2 separate regions of the Homo sapiens genome follow, and region 2 is linked to region 1. A link is a loop called in an ENCODE intact Hi-C map of the cell type or tissue named here. Cell type or tissue: Caco-2. All regions are shown on one strand. Each heading gives the region's core, and the rest is flanking DNA. Links, peaks and the distances in the headings are about the cores only.

Evidence for each region. Peaks named below come from ENCODE experiments on the same cell type or tissue, not always from the same donor. Only the 100,000 strongest peaks of a DNase experiment are listed, where the experiment ranks them.
Region 2: a loop joins it to region 1, with 11 times the contacts of the local background. A loop is called at or near these places in 1 of 110 quality-filtered maps.

The regions. Positions count from the first base shown.
Region 1 is chr17:41,005,287-41,014,246 of GRCh38, reverse strand. KRTAP3-1 (keratin associated protein 3-1) reads left to right here and starts at 5,119. Exons shown (of 1, transcript NM_031958.2): 1 at 5,119-5,726. The coding sequence starts at 5,173. The coding sequence ends at 5,469. In Caco-2, for the core only: no CTCF peak of the experiment used is centred there; DNase peaks (open chromatin) are centred at 4,816 and 5,266.
Region 2 is chr17:41,177,282-41,186,241 of GRCh38, reverse strand. KRTAP4-1 (keratin associated protein 4-1) reads left to right here and starts at 1,331. Exons shown (of 1, transcript NM_001386841.1): 1 at 1,331-2,142. The coding sequence starts at 1,388. The coding sequence ends at 1,828. KRTAP4-2 (keratin associated protein 4-2) reads left to right here and starts at 8,021. Exons shown (of 1, transcript NM_033062.4): 1 at 8,021-8,796. The coding sequence starts at 8,078. The coding sequence ends at 8,488. In Caco-2, for the core only: no CTCF peak of the experiment used is centred there; a DNase peak (open chromatin) is centred at 3,541.

The sequences.
Region 1 (8,960 bases), core at 2,541-6,540:
GGATGAAAATTCCAAAGCTTACTCTAGAATAATTGTAAGTTTAAATATCTCAATACTTCACATAGTAGGCAGCTGAAAATTTTATTTTACCAGTGCCTGGCATATAGTAGGTACTCAAATTTTATGGAGTGTCTATTTTCCTAAACATATTAATTTTAGTTAACACATATTTTTATATATTAGTTAATCATAAAGAATTATCTGTTACTATCTGTATACTCCACAGCCTACAATAATACATAAGAATTAAACTGAAAGCCTAGGGTTCCCAGGAAAAATAGGTAACACTTCCAGCCAGCTGGCTAAGCAATCACTTGCAAGAATGTTGCATGTGCCACGGGACTGAAAGCTATGAGATCAGCCCTGCATGTTGCCAGATGACAATTATAGAGACTATCAGATGTCCTCAAGTGGAAAACACCACTACTTCCATTTAAAAGAAATTCAATTTGGGGGTAATTTTCAGTGCAAGCTAATAAGGTGATGAGATATATCAGGCTTGACTATAACCACAAACTGGAAAAAAAAAAAATCTGATGCAACTGGAAAACACTCCCAAAGTTCACCATTTAACCCAAGCCCAGAATCCTTTGCATGAATTTTCAGCATATAGCAAAGTAAACAAAGAATAAATTGATGTCAATGGCAGCCTTGATACCAGCCATTCTTTCTTTCAATCTATACTATAAAGGAATGCACTGGCAGTTTCAAAGATCATGCAATTCAGGAAATGAAGACCAAATGTTTTTATTTACTAGACATTTTTATTAGGATGACAAACTTTAAAGGTTTCTATATCCTGCTTTTGTGAAGGGATGAAGAATTCCAACAGGCTTTAGGAAAATTGAGTGGCCCTAAGGTGTGAAGCTTCCTAACATCCCTGCTGACTCAGGAGGTGACACTGTGGAAGGTGTTTCCCAACAGCCACCCACAAATTCACTGAGTTGTTGGGAGATGGATATTCGTAAGGCACAAAGTGGCTCACAGCAAAACATGACTAACGCACATAAAAGTGACTATCTCGTTCTCAGTCCAGGCACATCATTGTAAGCAAAATTTTTCCTGTATGTTGGAGCCTCCCAAATCTGCACGTCCAGCTCTGCTCCCTCTCACGGCTTCAGGATGCTTTGTCTGTAGGTCCCAAACTAAACTCATCTCCAATCCCTTTCCTATCACCCCAGACAGCAGCTGTTTCTACGAGTAAATCTGACACCTAGACATGATCCTTGGCTCCACACATCCTCTCAATCAGCATGACCTATCATCTCCACTTTCAAAAGGGCTTCCAAACTCTACCACTTCTTAACAGTTCATCAAAAACTAGCATCAACTGTCTATCCTCACACTTTCTAGTCGTGCCAGTTTCCACTTTGCTCTGCTGTAGTTCATTTTCCTTTGAACATAAGGAAAATGTTATCACTCCCTTCTTTAAGTCATCCAGTGGATTTCAACACCCTTAGAGTAAAATCTAAACTGTGTAGAACAACTAAAAAATTCTACATGGCCTGCCACCTGCCACCTTCTGTAACCTTATTTCCTATTATACTCCTTCAAAATCCTACACGGCCTGCCACCTGCCACCTTCTGTAACCTTATTTCCTATTATACTCCTTCAAAATCCTACACGGCCTGCCACCTGCCACCTGCCACCTTCTGTAACCTTATTTCCTATTATACTCCTTCAAAATCCTACACGGCCTGCCACCTGCCACCTTCTGTAACCTCATTTCCTATTACGCTCCTTGTCTTCACTATAGTCCAGCCACTCTGACCACTCTAACTAAGGTAATACACTCCCTGGCACTTCTCTGGAGTTCTTATTTATTCATTTGTTAGTTTTCTTATTGTCTGTCTCTCCCACTTGACAACAAGGACCTTATCTGACCTGTTTATTGCTCTATGCTTAGCACCTAGCATAGTCTTAGACATTTTGTTGAGGGCATTAATAAATTTAAAAAATACATGAGCATAATCTACAATTATATAAAATTTAATTCCACAAAAATATCGATTTTGTGCAAACTATTGCTATTAGGTGAGCCATCGTTCACTAGTAGTGTGACTTTAGAATCATTACTTAATATCCTTATTCTTGGTTTCATCATCTGGGAAATGGGTACAGTAATAGTGTACCCAATAGTGATCTTAAAGGGTTGTAAGATGTAAGGAAGAAGATGCACAATAATACTTAGCACCATGCCTGACACATGGTATACATCCAATCCATGAAAAGTGTTAGCAGAGGATTAGTGTTCCCATTACCTTAAAAACAAAAATATTAATTTTATTGTGGAAACTGCTGTACCACCCAGATGGTGGTCCCTAAAAACTGAATGATGTGATAAGAAATCTCTGGTAACTCCCACTTCTCTATTCCCACAAAACTATGATATCTTCTAAGACACTCCTCACTCCCCTAGAACACCCAAATAGTTTCCTAATTATTGTCCTTGTCTTCAAGTTTCCTCCTTTCTACAGCATAGTCTTTTGATTAAGAAAATAGCTCTAAACTCAACTCCCCTTGTGGTCCCAAGACCTTCAATGACCTGGCCTCATCCTTCCTACCAATCTTACACTCAACTAATCTTGAGGGTCTTCTGCACTGTAGTCAGACAATACCCCTAAAGCAAGAGGGAATCTGGCACAGTGATTAAGACCATGGAGTCTGAAGCCATACTGCTTGGCTTCAAATGCCAGCTACTCACCCACTAGCTACTTAGCCTCTCTATGCTGCAGGTTCCTCGTCTGTCAAAGGGCAAGGATAATATCATTGCATACATCATCATAAGGTTGTTGTAAGAACTGTATGAAATAATGCATGCAAAGCACTCAGCACATTACCTAATACTTAGTAAGTGGCAATGATAACCATGATGAGCCTTCCCTCAAAAACTACAGTATCCTTCCAAAATCTAGTCATGTCACATGCCTGTTCAGCAACCTTTACATAATGCCTATTGCCTACAAGATAAAGTTCAAAATCCTAAGTGTAGGATACTAAGCACAGTACAAATTCTTCATACTGTGGCACTAACCCACCTTTCCGTCTTCATTCCAACAGATTCAGAACCTATGCTTCAACCAGGCAACACTTTTTGTCATACCATGGGGGCCCTGTGGCATTTTGTTTCAATGGCTGAAATCTCCTTCCTATTTATTTCTATCTGCTCAGCTCCTTTTCACCCTTCAAGATCCAAACAGATGTTCTCTTTTTGTGAAGGGCTTCCTAAGTTTTCTAGGAGAAGTCTGTGGCTTCTACCTCTAAATTCTCATATCATAACCTGGAAAATCTAAATGTACAATCCTTTGTTATTGTTTGCTGGTTTACTTCTCTGTGTCTGTCTTCTTCTCTATGACCCCTGTAAGGGCAGGAGCCTATTGCGACTTTTTGCATGATGCCCAACATACAACAGGTGTTCAATCAATGAGCATTTTATATGTAAATTCTAATTTTGATATGTAAATATCTAAGAGAGATGTAAATTCTAGCATAGGAATCCAAAACTGCAAAATCATTCCAATAAGAAAATGGCTAAAAAGAAAGCAGTTTCATGCTAAGCATTTTTTTAATCCAACATCTTGTTGATTTGCATCTCATTTGGCTTCTGATTCCTCTGCATTGTGCAATTTTCTACTTTAGAACTTGAGCCATCTTATCTGAAAAAATGGGTCAAGAAAATATGTACATGTTTTTAAGCCTTTCTAAGTAAGCCATTTCTAAAGGTTTTACCAGTTTAGTATTTTTCATATTCTAAAGTAATTCTAAATCATCATACTAAATTTTCTACCTTTATCTACTTTTAAAACTTTATTTTTAGAGTTTTAGTGGTTTAGATGAAACTCGGAAATGTCTCTATTCTGGACCACAGAGCCTGGAAGTAAGACAGGGGTGTTCAATGTTTTGGCTTCCCTGGGCCACATTGAAAGAAGAATTGTCTTGGGCCACACATAAAATACACTAACACTAATGACAGCTGATGAGCAAAAAAAGAAAAAAAATCACAAAAAAATCTCATAATGTTTTAAGAAAGTTTATGAATTTGTGTTGTGCTGCATTCAATGCCTTTCTGGGCCACAGGTTGAACAAGCTTGCTGTAAGATGTTGCTAAATCTCCCCAAGTATGTTTCATAAAGCACTGACCTATAGAGCTAATCTCTGAAAACAAACAAAAAGCAGTCCATGGTCAAGTAAGTTTGGAGAAAAATATATGCTATATCTCTGTATTGAAAAGTCATAGAGCATTTTAGCACATTAAAGGCTCCGAGAGGCCCAACAATGAAGAATTCAGCATTTCCCAAACTTACTTACCAGAAAACACTTTCAAGTCCCTTGGAACCAGTGTTCATGGAACTCAGTCTGGTAAATACTGCATCATTTAGCTTCTGAATGGCCCAATACAACCAGCCTTTTGGTTATAAATAATCTCCATTTATAACACAGTTGGATGGAGCTTAAAGGACACCCATCTTTGTCACCCATGAAGGTCTTCATTCCCACCTGCATGTTCTTACCAAGTTATTGTTCAGAGCATATTTGAAAGGAATGCAGAACAAACGATTTGTTATAGCTCTGTTTGAAAGTGCCTCTTTACACAAAACCAAAATCTATTTCTCTATAGATTCTATCCATTCATCTTCATTCAGTTTATTGGAGCCACAAATAATAAATCTAAAATGTTATATCACTTTTTCAGCCTGAGGGCCTAAAGGATCACATAGAACCTGTAGTCACTGGTAGAACAGCAAACAAAAAGCTTACTTGTCCTCTTCATCTGAAAAGTAAACAAAAGAAGTGGGAAACGTTTGCAGATGCCTGGCATACCGAGCCATTATTAGTGAGGGTATAATGATTAGAAGATAATGGCCCGGTACCTTTGAAGACTGGAATGAAGATTTCTGTGTAGTGACACACTGGCAATGTGAATAGTCCTAATTTGACAACAAAACAACCTAAATCTCTTTTATGAGGTGAGCAGTGTATCTTAGGTAATAAACACTTAAGTAATTAGGCATTTTTTATGGAAATAACTATAAACTGAAACATGGGGGAAAAACCCTCAGTAATAGGCTGACGCCCAGGGAGATGGGTATATAAGAGCCAGAGCAGAAGAGAGGAGCATCGAGACACCAACAGACTTCTCTCAACTCAACAAAAACCCACCTCCCATTGCCATGTATTGCTGTGCTCTCCGCTCCTGCAGCGTCCCCACCGGCCCTGCCACCACCTTCTGCTCATTTGATAAAAGCTGCCGCTGTGGAGTCTGCCTACCCAGCACCTGCCCACATGAGATCAGCCTCCTTCAGCCCATCTGCTGTGACACCTGCCCCCCACCCTGCTGCAAGCCTGATACCTATGTGCCAACTTGCTGGCTGCTCAACAACTGTCACCCGACTCCCGGACTGAGTGGGATCAACCTGACCACCTATGTTCAGCCTGGCTGTGAGAGTCCCTGTGAGCCCCGCTGTTAACCAGCCGAGTCTGCACAGGTTCCGTGAGGTGGCTGCCCAATGTCCTCTGCACCATCTGGGCTTCAGCACTCACTACTGCCTACATCAAGGCTAAGGCCATCCCAATCCCCGGGGCCAAGTCTTGATGAATCTTCTTAATTATTTGCACATTTGGGTACCATTGGAGACCTCCCTTCTGTCTTTTAGGCTATTTCATCACTCTTTGAGAAATAACCATTTTGACCATTTGTTAATAAACTTTATTCTGGCTTAGCAAATATGACCTTGTGATTATTTATTTTCATGTCTCCCATTAGGGAAAGTGGAATGCCTACCTAAACCTGAACAGTAGGTTATCACACTATCCAAGATTTACCCCAACAGAATAAGAGCTCTCATAGTGGAATTTATCGAAAAAATAGATACTGGTTATTTGTGATAAGTTAAAAAGTAAAAAATGTGGTAGTTCATTTTATAGAAGCTTTTTATTTAACAGATATTTATTTAATAGATATTATTGGAAGACATCCACTGTGCAAGCACTATGCTAGAGTCTAGAGATTAACAGAATGTTTTAAAAATACTTGATTTTAGTTTCCATTGATTCTGACATTGATTTTTCTTTCTTCCTTAATTGACTAAATGAATTGATCACTGTGCTGGTGTGTATAAATAATTTGATTATCCTAGTCCTCACAGTCATCTGAAATTCTGAGCTCAAAATGCAAAGCAATTTTGAGAAGTGTATATATCCATTTCTTCATATATGCTGTCTTCCAAAACAATCCATTTTTAATTAATGTTAGCATTTATCGAGTATTCATTGATTCCTCAAATGGGGCTTACATTGGTTTACATTAGTCATGACTATGATTAGAAGTTTGCTAGTCTAAGTGACATATAATATCATGACATTGAAATATGCTTAAAATATCAGACTACAGTGTAGTATTTTCTATACACCAGAAATAGTCACACAATTCTGAGAGCAAAAACACACAGTTTCTATTAGAACAAAACTACTACGATAACCACTAATTCATGTCCTTATTTATCTTAGAAAAATCTAGGTGCAATTAGGTCTTTGCAAAAAATAAAGGTATTGTGATTATATATATATATATATATATACACACACACACACTTTTGGACTTGCCTTTGGCCTTTGGGCCAATTGCTTCCCTCTCAGTCTCAATTTCCCTGTTATTAAAGTGATTTCCTACCTATAGCGTGGTTTCCTACCTATAGCTTGGTTTCCTACAGGCTCAGTTAGCTTGTTATTACTCTCTGCCCTGCTTTTGTCTCAGGATTATTGTGAGGACCAGATGCCCTGAAGTGTAGAAACCACCGTGTCCACAGCATCAACCTGTTACACATGAGAGACTCTCACCATTACTGCCATATGGAAGTTCCCAACTTTCTCACCAAAAGACATCTTTTAAAAATATTTATTTATTTATTTATTTATTTATTTCCGTAGCTTTTGGGTTACAGGTGGTTTTTGGTTACATGGATGAATTATATAGTGGTGGTGAATTCTGAGATTTTAGTGCACCCGTACCCAAGGAGTATACATGGTAGCTAATGTGTAGTGTTTTATCCCTGGCCTCCCTCCCACCCTCCACTTTTTGAGTCTCTAAAGTCCATTATATCACTCCATATGCATCTGCATACTTAGTTTAGCTCCCACTTATAAGTGAAAACATGGTTTTTTGTTTTCCATTCCTGTAATTTCCCACTCCATTTCACTCAGAATAATGGCCTCCAGCTCCATCCAAGTTGCCACAAAAGACATTGTTTCATTCCCTTTAACAGCTGAGTAGTATTCCATGGTGTATACATACCACAGTTTCTCTATCCACTCATTGGATGATGGATACGTAGGTTGGGCATCTTTTTATTTCTTGAAATATGTATTTTTCCCAAATGGCTTTCTTAAAAATGTTTATTAATTCCTTCATTTGTGTTCATAAATACATTTATAAATATCAATTAAATGTTTAGGATTACTATAGAATAACCTTTGTTACCATGCCAAGTTACCTTTTTTCTAGTCAAAAACAAAGAATTTTCATGTTTTCATACATGCTAGTAAGGGATAAAAATTAGAGTTTGTTTTTAATACCTAAAATAACTCGAAGTTCCTATTACTACTACCATGGTCTTTAGCATTCACGGGCCCTGGCCTAGTTATAAATCCCCAACTGGAAACCAGAAGATGTGTTGTTTTAGTCCTGGCTCTGCCTTGAGCTGCCTCTGTGGCCCTAAGCAAGTCAATTAAGTTCTTGGGGTCTCAGGTGTTAAAGCAGTAAAATGGGTTGGTTGATCACACCATCTCTAAGGTTGCTTTTCGTTTTAACATTCTATGATTCTAGATCATCCAGAAGCATTCTAAGTAACAAGTACCCCATGCAACTAACCAAGCCCATTCTACCTCATTACTTTTACTGCTTTCATTAGGAATAGCTCACACTGAGTGAGTATCTACTGGACATACTAATGAGGTAGAAGGTGGGACTCTACTCCAGAAGCGGGGCTCAGATACTGGACCAAATTGAGGGCTAGCTAAAACAGGATGGGGACAGAAACAGCTTTCCAATCAGACATGCCCACCAGCATGCTGTGTCAATTTACCATTGCCATGGCAACACCTGAGTTACCACCCCTTTCCATGGCAATGACCCAATGACCTAAAACTTACTACTCCTTCTTAGAAATTTCTGCACAAACCACTCTTTAATCTACATCTAATTAAAAGTAGGTAGAAATATGCAAAACTGCCCTGAGCTGCTACTCTCTGCCTACAGAGGTAGCCCTGTTCTGCAGGAGCAATCACAGAGCTGTAACACTGCTGCTTCAATAAAGCTGTTTTCTACCTCTGGCTTGCCCTTGAATTCTTCCCTAGGCAAAGCCAAGAACCCTTGCAGGCTAAGCCCCACTTTGGGGCTCCCCTGCCCTGCATCACTAACAGGTGAAGAAAGGCCACTAACAGGTGCAGAAACTCAGGCTGAGAAAGACTAAATTACTTGCAAAAGTTACATAAATCATAAGTGAGAGAGAAGGACTTAAACCCCAAACTAAGTCCGAAGTCCCTTCTCTTTCCACTACACCAAAGCACTCACCTTCCCCACAGACAGCAATATGTCAAAGAGAAATGTGACTATAGGTGGCTCTCTTTATTCAGGAGAAAGTATATGACACTTGACAATATATTCTCTACTATCCCTGTCAATTGTATCTTTTGTTGTTTTCTCTGTTTTCTCTGTGGTGATTATAGTCTAAAATAAAATGAGTGTATACAATGAGTATTAAAAAAGGTATCCGTGTTTCTAAGTTAAGAACAAACCTTTTTTAAAAAGTCAGACTTTACTGATTAGCAGTGTCAGCAGAGAAGAAATATTGGCTGCATCATTAACTTTGAATTGAAATGCAGAATGTTTGGCAACTCAAACACATTTTCAGTTCAACTTCAGCATCAATAATCAAGGTAAAACAACTGCCCTTAACATTAA
Region 2 (8,960 bases), core at 1,818-5,817, 170 kb before region 1:
AGAAAAATTGCAAGAATAGGTCAAAGAGGTTTCTTTGGTGATAAAAAGAAAGTGATGCTTCACTGCCTCTGAGCACTAGTGTGTGTTGCCTACATCAAGGGCTTTCCCCTCCGTAAACACAATAGAATTTAAAATCAGGCTTTATTCTTGCAAACAATGTTGCAAAGAATACCCTTGAACTTACATCTTGGAAGGTATGTATAGGTGCATCTGTTGAATACATTTCTAGAAGTGAAAAGGCTCAATCAAAACACACGCACATTTCAAAATATGCTAAATTAATTTAAGATACTGTTAAATTTCAGATTCTGTTAATTACCATCTAAAGAAGTTGCCTCAATTTAGATCCCTGCCAACTGTGTATTAAAATGTCAATGTCTTTATAATTTCACCAATTTATTAAAGTTTTTAAACTTAAATATTTTACATTTGTCATTACAAATAGCAAGTATTCACTGCCATATCCCGAGAGCATGCAGTAGAACCTGGCACACAGTAGGTATTCGGTAGATGGTTTGATGAGTGAATAAGTTGTTCAATTAAAATACCTTAAATTATGAGTGAGACTAAACATCTTTCAGAAGCTCAAAAGGCACTTAAATTTCTTTTTTTAGTGAAATCACTGTTAATATCCTTTACTCAATTTTCTGTTTGGTTGTTGTTGTTGTTGTTTTTCTCATTGGGTTGTAAGAGGTATTCATGGATTAAGAAAATTAGCTCATTTATTTGTAGATTGGTTAAGGTATTATTATTTATTTTCAGCTTACTCTTTAGCCTTCTTGTTTTTCAATCAGGCATTTGAGTTTTTTTCTGTTGTAAATTTTTTTCAATCTTTTTCTTCATTGTTGTTAAGTTTTTCTGTATTAGAAAATCCACTCCACTTCTAATATTTTAAGACAATTTCTGCTGTTTTCTTCTAGTTGTTTCACAGTTTATTTTTCTCAGAAGAATCTTCAGAAAACAAGAAACATCATCCCATTTGAGGACTGCTGTGAGACACACAGTTTTCAGGATGACACACAGAATGCTGAGTTCCAAGTGATCTGTCACCTGACAATCGACTGGATGAGTAAGATTACAAGTCTTTGAAATTAAATGACACACTAAATTAACTGAAGACAAGAGGAGGAGGAAAGACTGGATTGGCTAAACTCTAACACAGAGAAAGAATAAAAGTGCATTCCACCTTTTATACAGATATTTTCCCACAATTAGCTAACTTGATAATTGCCTATCTATTAAGATAAACAATAACAAGGAAATAGCTTTTATGTGGTGACAACAGCTCCTCAGCTGAGTATAAAAGTGGACATGGGATAAGGAGATTCCCACATTCGAAAAACTCACTGTCTTGGAAACCTACCTAGAACCTCCACCCTCTGACACCATGGTTAACTCTTGTTGTGGCTCTGTCTGCTCTGACCAGGGCTGTGATCAAGGCCTCTGCCAAGAGACCTGCTGCCGCCCCAGCTGCTGCCAGACCACCTGTTGCTGCCCCAGCTGTGTTGTATCCAGCTGCTGCCGCCCATCCTGCTCTCAGACTACCTGCTGCCAGACCACTTGCTGTCGCCCCAGCTGCTGCCACCCAGTCTGTTGTCAGACCACCTGCCGCCCCAGCTGTGGTGTGTCCAGCTGCTGCCGCCCACTCTGCTGTCAGACCACCTGCCACCCCAGCTGTGGTATGTCCAGCTGCTGCCGTCCACTCTGTTGTCAGACCACCTGCCGCCCCAGCTGTGGTGTGTCCAGCTGCTGCCGTCCACTCTGCTGTCAGACCACCTGCTGCCGTGCAACTTGCTGCCGCCCCAGCTGCTGTGGATCCTCTTGTTGAACCTCATATTGGACTATCAACCATGAGCCAGTCACCATCCCATGATATGAAAGTGTCATTTATATCAACTTGTCCATGTGTTAAATGGCCATCAGCTTTATTATCCTGTTATTCCACTAAGTAACTGGTGAAAGGGCATCCATCTACATTTAATACCACTCATTTTTCCCATGGATCTCTTCCCAGCAGCATTCAGACCTCAGATGCATGATGCAGTTAGACTAAGCCTCTAAGTTTCTGACTGTTATGCTTGATTTGACCTTCAAAATTACATATTAACTGTTCTTCAATAAATATTATCTTAATATCAGTAATTCTTTTCTCTTTTTTCAATTTTTTTGAGAATTAGTTGTCAGTTTATTTTTTAGCATTACTTCTCTCAAGATAAAGACAAATTTGGGTTACCACGACCAGGAAAGAAAACTGATTTTGTAAATATAATGTAATGCTTATATTATAGAAAGGACTTCATAAATTTTTCAAAATAAGATAACTCGCTGTATTTAACTAACAAAAGTTTCTTATTCAGTCAATGAAATTATTGATCATCTGTCATGTTCATTGCACTGTTGGGCTCTGGAGATCACATCAAGATATGTGAGGCACAGGAGCTTCCTAAAAGGAGCTCACCGTCTAATCTTGGAAATAAGAGGAAAGAGCAAAGTAGATAGATTGTGCTGGGTAGTACTGATCAGAGGAGAACTTTCTGTCTTGGGGAAGAGTAAGACATTAGGAATATACATATACACACATTTAATAATAGAATGAGTTAAGTTGGTACAGGGAAGATGTGCAGGTCACAGACCCATGAAATGAAGAGGAGGAAAATATAGGAAAATGTTTACATTCTTATGAGGACAAGACTGAGATGAGCTAAGAAACAGTTGGTGTTGACCAAATTTGGTGGAAGTTAAACCTCACTGGCCTCATCCCATCACCTCTATGTTAATGGTACTATACTAAAAGTCATAGGCAAATGAGAAAGCTCTTAGTCAAAGATGGAGCCACACAAGGACAAGGGAATATCCTCTTTGGGGAAGAGTCAGGGAGGAGTTGGGTAAGGGTTTGAATGGTAGGCAATGATAGAGTTGTAAAAGAGAAGGACTCAGGCTGTAATTTTAAGCTGTGAGCTAAGAATGCACTCTCGGGATATGCTTAGACTCTACAGCTTTCTTGTATCTCAGGTAAACTTGGTCATATTCAGACAAGCAAACCATATGTCTCCTGTAGCCACATGGCTTTGCTTATTCTGCCTGATGTCACTTCCACATGAAAAAAAAATATACTTGAGCAAAATACAGGATTTAATAGAATAAAAATTATCCTCAGGAAAGGACCAAAAAAATTATAGATGTTCTAAAATGGGGAAATAATATTCTTTTCAATAATGATAATAATCATGAAGGATCAGAAAATATGGGCAGGAGTGCAGTAAGCAGTAATGCCAAGGCTGTCAAGGTGAAGCACAGATGCAGTGGAAGGTCATTGCAAATGATGGGGGTGCCACTCAGCTGATGGGTAGACAGCAGGAAGGTAAAGCGAGAAATACTGGTAGATTTCTCATTTTCATTGGTATAATTTATACCTAAATACCAATTACTGTCCACACTTGTCTGGGATAGGCAAAGCAAATTGTCAAGAAATGTTATCTGTTTTGTCTTTATAGCGTGTGTCACCATGTTTACAGCAGCCTCTCATCTCCCCATGACAAGTGAATGTTTTACCCAAGGCAGCCTAGCTCCAAGGCAGCCATCTGGTTGTTTCCTCTGCTCTTTAGCAACTACTTTCCCTTTTGGAAGTTCAAACTTATCACAGTTTCTCATGTCTTTGAGATAATTTCCATTCCATAACCAAATAATATCAATAGGCCCAAGAGTTAAGGACTTTAGTTAGAAGCAAAATTTAGACAAGGACGAAGAAGAAAATGGCAAAAATTAAAGTACATTATCATATCAGTAGAGCAATATAACATTAGTGTCATAAAGAAAGTCACATTCTTTTTTTTTTTTTTTTGAGATGGAGTCTCACTGTGTCGCCCAGGCTGGAGTGCAGTGGCGCGATCTTGGCTCACTGAAATCTCTGCCTCCCGGGTTCACGCCATTCTCCTGCCTCAGCCTCCTGAGTAGCTGGGACTACAGGCACCCACCACCGTGCCCGGCTAAATTTTTGTATTTTTAGTAGAGACAGGGTTTCACCGTGTTAGCCAGGATGGTCTCGATCTCCTGACCTCATGATCCACCTGCCTCGGGCTCCCAAAGTGCTGGGATTACAGGCATGAGCCACCATGCCCGGCCAAGGCTTTTAAGAGTTTCTTAACCAACCTTCTATTTTCTTTCTGGATGAAAGAGTTCTAATATTTTATTCTTTCTTGTAAGGGTATCGCTCTATTCTTATGAGAATCTAAATACACTTTTCTGGGTAAACATTAGCTTATGTCTCAGTTAAATTTTGAAATGAACATAGGCACAAAACAGGCAAGATGTGTTGCCAGAAGTATAAAAATGCAGGTTGTATTTATTCCTGTGGCCTATCTAATTATGGCTAATATTTGGAGGACTTTGGTGCATTCAGCACTAACCTAGTAATATGGTTGTTGGGAAAAATAATTTTTGAAGAGTTTATATCACTGTTTTAAGTCATAATTTAGGTTAGACAGAAATGTCTTTCGGGTATTTGTGGCTGGGTATTTTATTTTGAATTGCTTCTCTCCTAGGAGGAGCATGTAGGGAAAATTACTATATCTTATAGGATCCATACTCTTAAAAATGGGATTTTACATGACTGAACCTGAGGACAATTACAAATTTTAAAAGATAAGCATGAACATGGATGGGAGGGATAAAGGATAACAATGAGTCATCAAGTAAAAGGGAATCAAAAAAAAGTCATAAATGTATAGGTTTGTAAACTGGAAGTCACGTTAGAGATATCTAACCCAGAGATTTTCAAACAGTGAAGTTTGCCATTGAGTAGAGCCCAGAAATTGACTTAAAAGTCTATACATGGCTCACTCCTGTAATCCCAGCATTTTGGGAGGCAGAGGCAGGTGGATCACGAGGTCAGGAGATCGAGACCATCCTGGCTAACACGGTGAAACACTATCTCTACTAAAAATACAAAAAATTAGCCAGGCATGGTGGCGGGCACCTGTAGTCCCAGCTACTCAGGAGGCTGAGGCAGGAGAATGGCGTGAACTGGGGAGGCAGAGCTTGCAGTGAGCCAAGATAGCGCCACTGCACTCTGGCCTGGGCGAAAGAGCGAGACTCCATCTCAAAAAAAAAAAGTCTATACAAATTAATTATATCCTAAAGCTGGTGTCTTAAAAGCAGTATGGAAAGGATTACTTCAAATATACTATAAAACAGGTAGCCAAATTCAGGAATAAACGAAGGAAAGGGAAAAAAGCAAGAAAGAATAAAAGGGATTAATGAAAGATGTACAGAATGAAGAAAAAAAGGAGAGATTTTCATTTGTTAAATCAAAACAAATTTCATCCAGATAAAATATTCAACATAAAAATGAAACCGTTCAGTGGCCACACCTAACCGTGGATCCCAGCCAGTAGCCACAGCTGCACAAAAGCCCAGGCAGCAGCCCCACTGAACCTCAGGGCCTGGGCAGGAGTTTTACCCACCCAGAGACCCCCAAGAGTAAGCCCTGCCTGTTCACAAATGCTACCAGCTTCCCCGTCCAGAATCCCAGGCCGAGTTGACTGCTGAGAGTCTTTCCCTGCTGAAGGGAACTTGTAAAGTGTGGAAGAGGAGACTGTGTCCTCAAAGGCACAAACACCAATGTAAGATTGCAAGGATTTTACACACACACACACACACACACTGAAATGTTATTAGCCATGAAATGAAGAAAATCCTGTCATTTGGGACAACATGGATGGACTTTGAGGACATTATGCTAAGTGAAGTAGGTCAGACAATGAAAGACAAATAATCTCATTTACATGTGGAATCTAAAAACTCATAGAAACAGAGGGTAGAATGGTGATTGTCAAAGGTTGTGGATGGAGGAAATGAGGAAATGTTGGTCAAAGGGAGAAAATATTCATTTATAAGAAGAATAGGTTCTGAGGATCTAATGTACAGCATGGTCACTGTAGTTAATTACACTGTATTGTATATTTAAAATTTGCTGAAAGACTAGATCTAAAATGTTCTCACTACACACACTCAAAAAATGGTAACTATGTGAAGTGGTGGAGGTGAACTAATTTGATCATGACAATAATTTCACAATATATACATATCAGAGCATCAGGGTGTACACCTTATATACATACAATTTTATATTTCAATTATAGCTGAGTAGAGGTAGAAAAAATGAAATTGTTAAAGTACTAGAAGAAATCGTGAGAGATTCCTAAATATAATGTAAATTTATCTTAAGGAAAACACACACACACACACACACACTCACACACACTCACATCATGAAGAAAAATAGTTAATATAAAGTGATCTCTACTGAATCATCAGCAGGCACCAATCGTCACGGCTTCTCAAGGGCACGATTCTTTTCCAGAATACAAGGTCTCCTGGAAATCTTAGAGTTGTTCTCGTACACCACCATGGGGCTCACAGGGTCTTAATTCCACAGCATCATGGAACCCACTTTCATCCCTCAATAAAATATGATGTCTGGGTACATCAGAGCCAGAGAACAGTGCAGGCTCAGAACACCAGCCAGCGCACCAAGCAGGGGTTCACTTGGGAGCCCAAGTTGTTTTCATTCTGCTTGAATCACCTGGAAATTAGGGCCAGGGCAGGAGTAGGAACTGGCTTGGAACATAGCAGCATCATAAGAACACCACAATTTGATTTATTAGACTTATAAGCACCTGAGAGAAGAAAGGGAATCTCCCTCATTCATCCAATCCCCTCCATCTGGTTCTTGGATCTCCCTCAGAAACACCAGCTTACACTGAAACTCCTCCCCTGATTATCTGCAGAGGCTGCCCAGTTCATAAAACATTTCTATCATGGTAAGTCAGACATTTTTCCACCCCCTTCCCTGGGTTCCTTGACTCCTCAGGGGTGGGGAAATACATATATATTTATTAACTGATGAGTTAATGAATTGACAACATAGCACATTTTTGAAACAATAGTCAGCCATCCCTACATGAAAAAATATAGGCTGATATCCTTTGTTCTTGATACCTGTTTTCTGCTTTCTTTCTCTCTTTATTGATTTATTTTTTGAAAACAAAGATGTAAAGTGTGAAATTGGATCAACAACTTCTATAAGGAAGCAGCAGAGTATAGGACATCTTCAAGGCCCAGCAATTCAGCAGAGAAAGCAAGAGGGCTGGGAGCGAATTAGAGCAAGCAAAGGATACTGAGTCATCTAATTTGGGTTGGCCAGAAAATTTTGGAACCTGGAGAGATGAGCTCATGTGCCCTGTTAGAGCTAGGAAGGCAGAAAGGCAAAGTCACAAGGAAAATCTGCCCCAGGGAGCAAAAAAATGAGGGACTTGGACCTTTAAGTATAGCTGTTCTCTGAAGCCAACATTCCCCAAGAGGCCCTGAATCTGAATTTTGGAGGGTTGTTTCTGTAGAAAAGGAAACATCAAACTTTCACAGCTTAGTTTTCCACCTTAAAACAGCTCTGTATTTCTCATCAGAAGGTCTAGAAAATGGGTCACAATTCAGAGTGCGGAAGATAAAAAAGCGATAGGTCCTACGGTGTTCTCGTTCTCACACCAGTGGTCATCTGTTTCACACTGAAATCTGTTTCACACTGAAACCTTCACAGGCCATCTGACCCATAATGAAGGAGCCATCAGACTGAAATGCAGCTTTATCCTCCTGAGTCACCAGAAAGAGTCAAGGGCCTGTAAGAATAGTAATCACCCAAGAGTAGTCATGATGTGTTAAGCAAATGAGACTGAAGCACATAGTATGTGCTTACAGGCAGATGTCACATGGCTGCTCTAGGAGGAAGCTATAGTAAGAGAGACACAGGAGGTGGTTCAGGAAGAGCTGAGCTAAGGAGTCCTAACACATTAGGGAAAGGAGACAGTGTTTCCATCTATGTGGATAAGTTAACCAGAACAACAAACTTGCCTAATTTGATAATTGCCTACATATCAGGACAAATAATAACAAGGAAAGAGTGTTGCATCTGATGACATCAGGCCTTAGCAGGGTATAAAAGAGGATCTGGGGCAAGGAAACTTCCAAACCTTCCAAACCCACCTTCCTGGAAATCCACCCAGAACCTCCACCCTCTGACACCATGGTCAACTCCTGTTGTGGCTCTGTGTGCTCTGACCAGGGCTGTGGCCTAGAGAACTGCTGCCGTCCCAGCTGCTGCCAGACCACCTGCTGCAGGACCACCTGCTGCCGCCCCAGCTGCTGTGTGTCCAGCTGCTGCAGACCGCAGTGCTGCCAGTCTGTGTGCTGCCAGCCCACCTGCTGCAGCCCCAGCTGCTGCCAGACCACTTGCTGCAGGACCACCTGCTGCCGTCCCAGCTGCTGTGTGTCCAGCTGCTTCAGACCCCAGTGCTGCCAGTCTGTGTACTGCCAGCCCACCTGCTGCCGCCCCAGCTGTGGCCAGACCACCTGCTGCAGGACCACCTGCTACCGCCCCAGCTGCTGTGTGTCCACCTGCTGCCGCCCAACCTGCTCTAGTGGCTCTTGCTGCTGATGCCCTCACCTATACTCACCTGCCTTTATTAACCAGCATTCTTGATATGATCCACCTGTGAACTGAATCATGCAAGGCCAATTGGACAACCTCAGTTCCAACCAATTCTTGGATTGAGTTTGGCCTCCAAATATGCTCACCAAACACTATGTTGCTACCCTCTACCAAATGAATACAAGTTTGAATTTTCTCTGAAATATGTCAACCCCATGTTCCCTGAATTGAAATATTTGCTCTCTACCATAATTTATCACATGGAGCTATTCCTCTATCTTAAATAAATTTTAATTTTTGAGGCATACAAATAATATACGGGCATTGTGTCTCATTTTTCCTTCTTGAATTCTCATCCTTACCTGTCAAATTTTCTGATGTTCTTCCCTGCAGAGGGAGAAGACCACAGCAGATGATATCAGGGGCTCCACCTCTATCCTATCAGCACTCTCCATTCAAACATAGGAAAATGGTTCCT